3 separate regions of the Homo sapiens genome follow, and all the other regions are linked to region 3. A link is an interaction called in ENCODE POLR2A ChIA-PET data of the cell type or tissue named here. Cell type or tissue: MCF 10A. All regions are shown on one strand.

Region 1 (2,500 bases), 75 kb before region 3:
GGAAAGAGACCATGCTGGTGCAAGGGGTTGGGATCCTTCACATCTAAGAAGGACCTGGGAGGCACCTTGCTCCCTCACCTGGCATCAGGCTGGGCCACCACCCAGCCTGCCAGTCTCTTCACTGGCCTTATCTCAAAAGACTGTAAAGAAAGAGGTCCTCCCATCTCCTGGGGCAGCCTGTTCTTATGACCAACAGCCTTCTATTCTGAACAATCTCTCCTTGGTAATGTGCTGTAAACCTGGCTCAGGGAATATAGAAAAGGCTGGTCTCCTGCATTGTATAGTCCTTAAATACATGAAGATTCATCTATAGCTTCACAGCCTTTTCTTTCTCAGACTAAGGAGGGGCTCATTCCTATTATTTTACCCCCAACTCATCTGTTTTGATGAATTGAGAAATTCTCACCCTGTGATTCTGGATTAATCCCTATTTTGCAGTTGGAGACAGAGGCTCAAAAATCATAAACTTTGCTCAAGGTCTCACAGCTCCTAGCTGGAGGGCAAGGATTTGAGCCTGGATCTGCCTGACAGATCTGCCTGACAAGCCTGTGCCCTTCCCTGTGCTGGAGAAATCATATAATGTATGTAAGGCCTGGATCACACCACCTGGCTTCCAATGCTGGCCCCTCCACTCGCTGGGTGTGTAATCTTAGGCAAGCTACTTAATCACTATGTGACTCAGTTCCTCACCCATAAAACAAGATTAGTAAGTGTTAGTTCATTATTATTATTACCAGTGTGTACTACCTCCTTCAGTTAATTAGCCTAAAACATGCATTAACCACCCTGTGTAGGGGTCCACCCTTGAGAGGGTGGGGGCAATTAAGAAGCTTGGCGAGAGAGAATTAGCAAGGGTGGAGATAGGAGAAACGGTTTCCCAGAGTGAAGTGGGAGCTGAGGGGTCGGGGAGTGGTGACCTCTCCTTTGCTTATCTCCTTGGTTCCTCTCCCAGACTTTTGGAGAGAAGCTCCTAGGAGTCATGGCCTGGATCATGCCCATTTCTGTTGCCCTGTCCACATTTGGAGGAGTTAATGGGTCTCTCTTCACCTCCTCTCGGTGAGTGCTGCCTGGGCCCTTCCCCGGCCAGGGGCCACTCTGCTGTGCACTTTGCTATTTGTATATGGTGGGCTTGTCTCTGTCAGCAGGGGTCTGTGTGGGCATCTGGATGTTGGGCTTGCAGAGGGGTGACTGCTCACATGAGGGCGTGTGTGTCAGTGTGGATGCTGAGGAGTGTGTGCTGCTCACGTGGTCACCTGCGATGTGTGTGGCATACGGGTCCTAGGTGCTTCACATGTAGTGGCCTGTCTCATTTCAAAAGGAGCAGAAGACAGAGGAGGCCGCCAGCCTGCCTGACGCCGCCCCCAGTCAGTGGCTGTGGTTGGCAGCAAGGCAGTATCTTGGCTGCAGTCCTGTACCTGTAAACAGGCTGCTGCTGGCTAGAAAAGAACCCCATTTGGAAAGGGACCAAGAGGGAGACTTGTGCCTGGGGCCTCTGGGTCTGGCCTCCCATGAATGTTCTGGAACTAGCCTGCAGGTGGGATGGCTTCACCCTGATTGCCCCAAGAATGCAGAGCTCCTCCCTGCTCAACAGAGAGGTGGCTGTAGAGGCCTTTTTGAGGCCACCCATGAGACTCAGGTGGAGAATGTGAAGTGAGAGGGTGGGGAAAAGTGGAAAGCAAACATTTGTCCAAAGAAAGAGCCTTTTATCCGTGACCCCCACCCCAGAGCACTCTCAGAAGCCAGAAGTGCGAGCGGGTCCACGAGTCCCAGGTCCTGCCTCCATGCATCCAGGGACCCGGCCCTTTCTTTTGCTGTCTTCAGAAGGGGCTGTTGAGGCTAGCAGATGTTGAATGACTTCCATTTGTGTGGTTCAAGGGATCCTCCCAGGTTCTTAGAAAGCACCCCCTGCCCTCAGAAAGTACAGTCCTGCTCCAAAGATGAGTCCGTGAGTTCAGCTGCTTCCAAAGCCGTCACATCAGGAAGAGTTCCTGTGAAATAACAAGGGAGTGCAATGTTTTTAGGACCCAGGGCTGGAAAGAGGTGGTGTGGGTGTCCCCTGTACCCCGGGACCCTGTGACGCTCACCCACAGCAACCTCGTGTGCATGTTACACAGGAGCAGTGGCCACACGGAGGCCCCGCCGAGGCCAAGCGGTGGAGGAACAGTGACCCGTGAGGCTCCCTGAGATCTATTGGAGGAGAGTGACTGGCTACAGTCACTTTAGAGTGGGGTTTGTCCCTCAGGCAGGCCTAGCAGCGGTCTGCGTGCATGTGGTCTAGTCGTGTGTGCATGCAGGAAACGGTGGCGCATGGTGTGCTCCACCTCCGATTCAGAGGCCAGACCTCACCCACCCAGGCCTCCCCTGCTCATCTTTCCAGTTCCTTCTTCCTTCCTTCTCCTTCCCTCCTTCTTTATCTCTCTGTCACTCCTTTGTGTTCTCGGGTAGGGAGAGGATGATCCTTCCTGAAGAGTCAGAGTGTGTGGATGTGTGTTATGCTTAA
Region 2 (2,500 bases), 210 kb before region 3:
GCTAAATAGTAGGACTCGACTGGTGACAGGATGAGTGCTAACCAGGCAAAATCCAGAGTTTCCCTTCACTCTGAAGAAAATGGGATGGCTCTTAAAGAATATTAAGGAGCCAACTAGAGACAATGCTCTTTGGGGGGCAAACCTCAACATCTTGTCATCTTGAAAATCTTCATTTTAGTATATGTGTCTATAGTTGAAGCTCCATTCCTTTGGAAATGTTATTTAACTTACCAAAATTGTTGGGGGTGAGGACTCTTGTGTGGCCTGAATGCCCATTTGGGGATGGTCTGAAAGAAAAAATCCCCTGTCCAGAGGAGGCAGATGAAGTTCTAAGGAAAGCAAATAAAAGCATCAGCAGAGAAAAGGACAGGTAAAGGTAAAAATAAAAAGCATATGTAATGGAAGAGCCTATACAGCTAGGCCAGAGAGGAAAAAATTCCCTGCTTGCAACTGATGATAATTTTTTCTTTTTTTTTTTTTGAGACAGGGTCTCACTCTGTTGCCCAGGTTGGAGTGCAGTAGTATGATCATGGCTCACTGCAGCCTTGACTTCCTAAACTCAAGTGATCCTCCTGTCTTAGTCTCCCAAGTAGCTGGGACCACAAGCATACACCCACCAAGCCCGGGTAATTAGGTCTCACTTTGTTGCTCAGCCTGGTCTCCAACACCTGGGCTTAAGCAATCCTCCCACCTTAGCCTCCCGAAGTGCTAGGATTACAGGTGGGAGCCACTACCGGGCCAAAATACAGTAATTTGGATGTATATTAAACACAGTGCTATCCAGCTTTCTTTTTTGCTTATAAGGCACATTGTAAACTTCGGTGGTACAAGCCAGTGGAGAAGTAATCCCAGGACTGCTGGCAGAGTTTTGTTTTTTTGTTTGTTTTTTGAGACGGAGTCTCACTCTGTCACCCAGGCTGGAGGGCAGTGACACCATGTCAGCTCACTGCAACCTCCGCCTCCTGGATTCAGCAATTCTCCTGCCTCAACCTCCCGAGTAGCTGGGATTACAGGCACGTGACACCGCTCCCGGCTAATTTTTTATTTTTAGTAGAGACAGGGTTTCGCCATGTTGGCCATACTGGTCTCAAACTCCTGACCTCAAGTGATCCACCCTCCTCGGCCTCCCAAAGTGCTGGGATTACAGGCGTGAGCCACCGCACCCAGCCTGCTGGCAGAGTTTAAGTATGAACACATCCCAAGAAAAAGGAAGCATAGTGTTACTGACCTATAAGATAGGCTATGAGTTGAAGCCGGTGAAGGGGTTTCTGGAAAGCATAAAAATAAGCCTGTGAGATAATCCATGAACTGGAGAAGAGATTCAGGTATACTTGGGGCCAGGGCAAAGGAAATGGAGATAAAAGATTTTTAGTATATGGGTTAGGGTTGGGGGCTAATGCCAAGTGAAAAAGCTCACAAATCACATAGCAGTATCTCTTATAGGTGCTTTCCTCTCCCTTTCATGAGTCTGTGGGCTGAGATCCCTCACTGCCTTCATGTGCTCTCATGTATCTGTGCCTTGGTTTCCCCTCTAAGATGGAAATCACCAGAAAGAATGGGTAAAGACAAAAATTAGCTAGGAGTGACATCAACAAAAATTAGCTAGGAGTGACATCAACAAAAATGGCAGAGCAAAGACCTCCAAAAATTTCCTCCTCCATAAAAGCAATGAGAAAATTGGCATAATGGTCAGAATCAACTTTTTCAGAAATCTGAAAATTAACAAAGGGCTTGTAGTAATCTGGAGAATGTTTATTCAAGAAAAATAGCAAAATGTTAGTAAAAACAGCAAGGTTTGTGGCATTTTAACTTGCTCTATTGCCATTTCTCCTTCTCCACCTCCATGATAGCCTTGAAAACCAACAGGGCATGCTCATGATGAAACCCAACAGTCTGGCAGTCACTAGAGGGGATGGAACAGGGTTGGAGCTTTTTGAAGGATTCATTCCCAGAGAACTGTCATTATTTGACCTGTCTAGTGGTTCCCTGGAAGACCCCACTTTCAAGGTTGTCTTAATTTGACAGCACCAGGACTTGGAGCTCAAGTTCACCAGGACTTGGAGCTCAGAGCTTACCAAGTGCAGAAAAACCTTTCTCCAGTCTGATGAAAACAATTAGAAGCACTTGTTTGGCTGCCTAAGGAGATAAATATCAGCTGGGACAAACAAAAGGCTAACCAAAAAGCATGACATATAGAAAACAAATAACAAAATGCAGAAGTCAGTCCTTCCTTATCTGTAATTACATTAAATGTAAATGAATTAAAAGGCAGAAACTGGCAGAACAGATGAAAGAAAAAACAAGTCCAACTATGCACAGTCTACAAGATACTCACTTTGGATTCAAAGATGCATATAGGTTGAAAGGAGAAGGATGAAAAAATATATTCCATGCAAAAAACAAGGAACAAAAGAGTGGCTATACTAATATCAGACAAAATAGACTTTAAGACAAAATTGTTGGGCCAGGCACAGTGGCTCATGCCTGTAATCCTCAGCAC
Region 3 (2,500 bases):
GCTACTCTTACCGGGGAACCAGAGGCTGAAAAGAATATGCCAGTTTGGTGTTTAACAGACCTGCTGTGTTCTCTGACACCTTGATAGGTAGTACCTGCAGAGGGCCAGGAGAATGGGCAGAGGGAAGAAGAGGAAGAAGAGAAGGAACCTGAAGCAGAACCTCCTGTACCTCCCCAGGTGTCAGTAGAGGTGGCCTTGCCCCCACCTGCAGAGCATGAAGTAAAGAAAGGTGAGTGACATATTGTGAGAGAAATGTAATGCGGCTCCCTGAATTCTCAGAGCACCTCATTTGGATCGCTGAAAGCTTTGAATGTTTCCTGCCTTTCATTATATTTTTTCGTATATCATATCTTTCTCCTACATATTAAGTAAGCTACTTGAGGGCCAGATTTGACTCTGTTTAATCTTTGAATCTCCATGATGAGGAGGTTAGCCTAGCACAGTACTTTGCAGATTATAGGTGCTCTGCACGTTTAGATTAAGGAGTGGCTGCTTGGTATAAAAGAAAGGGAACCGTGAGAGTTACATTGAGGGTGAAAAGAGCCAGTATTGCTTCCTACCAAAAGCTGTTCTTGTGGTCTTCTTGATAGTGACTTTAGGAGATACCTTAACTCGACGTTCCATTAGCCAGCAGAAGTCCGGAGTTTCCATTACCATTGATGACCCAGTCCGAACTGCCCAGGTGCCCTCCCCACCCCGGGGCAAGATTAGCAACATTGTCCATATCTCCAATTTGGTAAGTCATTGTTTCTCACCATCCCAGCTTGCTTAGTGGTTAAGTTTGAGCTTTAGGCTTATGCCTCCTAGGTTCCACTCATAGTTGAACTGGTCTACCAATAGATTAAGTTACTCACTGATCTTGAGTGAGTTACTTAACATATTTACCCATCTAAAAATGAGGGGGAAAAGCTGTTGCCCTGCAGGGTTGTTTTGAGGACTTGCAGAAGGCCTCACATACAACGTCTCAATTAGTGCTGGGAAGCACCACCACTCTTCTCACATTCTTACTGCAAGGTTCCTAAACTCTCTGCCCTCCCCCAAACCTTGAAACTATACTCCTGTGACAGCAGCTCGGGAAATCTAAAGATTGGGTGGTGGTCTTGCCTTCTGCTAGACCCTGAAAGTCTATTTTCATTGGCAGGTCCGTCCTTTCACTTTAGGCCAGCTAAAGGAGTTGTTGGGGCGCACAGGAACCTTGGTGGAAGAGGCCTTCTGGATTGACAAGATCAAATCTCATTGCTTTGTAACGGTGAGGGGAAGAAGCTGATTCTATAGGTCATGGCATATATTTCCTTTTGTGACCAGTGTGGGCAGGTTTAAGGGTGTTGCAGCACGTGGGAAGGGTTGCAGACACACTGTGACCCTCCATCTTCTCCCTTCCTCCACCAGTACTCAACAGTAGAGGAAGCTGTTGCCACCCGCACAGCTCTGCACGGGGTCAAATGGCCCCAGTCCAATCCCAAATTCCTTTGTGCTGACTATGCCGAGCAAGATGAGGTAAGAAACCTAGGGAGAGGAAAGAGAGGAGGGGCAGGGGAAGCCATTATCTGCTAGATTTCAGCTGAGATCCTTGCCAGACCTGCAGTCTCTGAGCTTCTGTTCTTTTCTCTTCTTCCCTGGCTTTGGTTCCTTTAATTGTACCATGGGGCTTCAAAGTGGTACCTGGGCTCCTTTTTTTTTTTTTTTTTTTTTTGAGACAGAGTCTCGCTGTCTCCCAGGCTGGAGTGCAGTGGCGCGATCTCAGCTCACTGCAAGCTCCGCCTTCCGGGTTCACGCCATTCTCCTGCCTCAGCCTCCCGAATAGCTGGGACTACAGGCGCCCGCCACCACGCCCGGCTAATTTTTTTGTATTTTCAGTAGAGACGGGGTTTCACCGTGTCAGCCAGGATGGTCTCGGTCTCCTGACCTCGTGATCTGACCGCCTTGGCCTCCCAAAGTGCTGGGATTACAGGCGTGAGCCACCGCGCCCGGCCATCCTGGCTCCTTGAGTGGGAGTGATATCACCTCTATCCTAACTGTCCTTGTCCCTCCTCTCCCCACAGCTGGATTATCACCGAGGCCTCTTGGTGGACCGTCCCTCTGAAACTAAGACAGAGGAGCAGGGAATACCACGGCCCCTGCACCCCCCACCCCCACCCCCGGTCCAGCCACCACAGCACCCCCGGGCAGAGCAGCGGGAGCAGGAACGGGCAGTGCGGGAACAGTGGGCAGAACGGGAACGGGAAATGGAGCGGCGGGAGCGGACTCGATCAGAGCGTGAATGGGATCGGGACAAAGTTCGAGAAGGGCCCCGTTCCCGATCAAGGTCCCGTGACCGCCGCCGCAAGGAACGTGCGAAGTCTAAAGAAAAGAAGAGTGAGAAGAAAGGTAGGTACTTAGCTATGGGGTACGCATACCCACTAGTAGGTGGGAAAGGGACCCAGATGGGATGGGACAGAGGGTCAGATGCATCATATCTGGTTCACTTTTTTCCACCTCAGAGAAAGCCCAGGAGGAACCA

The links. ChIA-PET counts read pairs that join two places held together with the same protein. Peaks named below come from ENCODE experiments on the same cell type or tissue, not always from the same donor. Only the 100,000 strongest peaks of a DNase experiment are listed, where the experiment ranks them.
Region 1: POLR2A ChIA-PET joins it to region 3 with 5 read pairs; 7 of 35 experiments call an interaction of 5 or more read pairs at or near these places.
Region 2: POLR2A ChIA-PET joins it to region 3 with 5 read pairs; 2 of 35 experiments call an interaction of 5 or more read pairs at or near these places.

Annotation. Positions count from the first base shown.
Region 1 is chr14:23,136,477-23,138,976 of GRCh38, reverse strand. It overlaps SLC7A8 (solute carrier family 7 member 8), which reads left to right. Exons shown (of 11, transcript NM_012244.4): 7 at 953-1,056. Among named protein-coding and RNA genes, the nearest start is that of CEBPE, 18 kb to the right of the region's middle. RefSeq lists a silencer at 1,083-1,377. In MCF 10A, no CTCF peak of the experiment used is centred here; a DNase peak (open chromatin) is centred at 1,406.
Region 2 is chr14:23,267,692-23,270,191 of GRCh38, reverse strand. RNF212B (ring finger protein 212B) reads right to left here. Exons shown (of 15, transcript NM_001282322.3): 12 at 1,229-1,268; 13 at 232-329. Among named protein-coding and RNA genes, the nearest start is that of HOMEZ, 17 kb to the left of the region's middle. In MCF 10A, no CTCF peak of the experiment used is centred here; no DNase peak of the experiment used is centred here.
Region 3 is chr14:23,061,165-23,063,664 of GRCh38, reverse strand. It overlaps ACIN1 (apoptotic chromatin condensation inducer 1), which reads left to right. Exons shown (of 19, transcript NM_001386863.1): 13 at 88-229; 14 at 591-736; 15 at 1,142-1,249; 16 at 1,390-1,497; 17 at 2,043-2,367; 18 at 2,481-2,500. Among named protein-coding and RNA genes, the nearest start is that of CDH24, 4.9 kb to the right of the region's middle. RefSeq lists an enhancer at 830-2,029. In MCF 10A, no CTCF peak of the experiment used is centred here; a DNase peak (open chromatin) is centred at 1,454.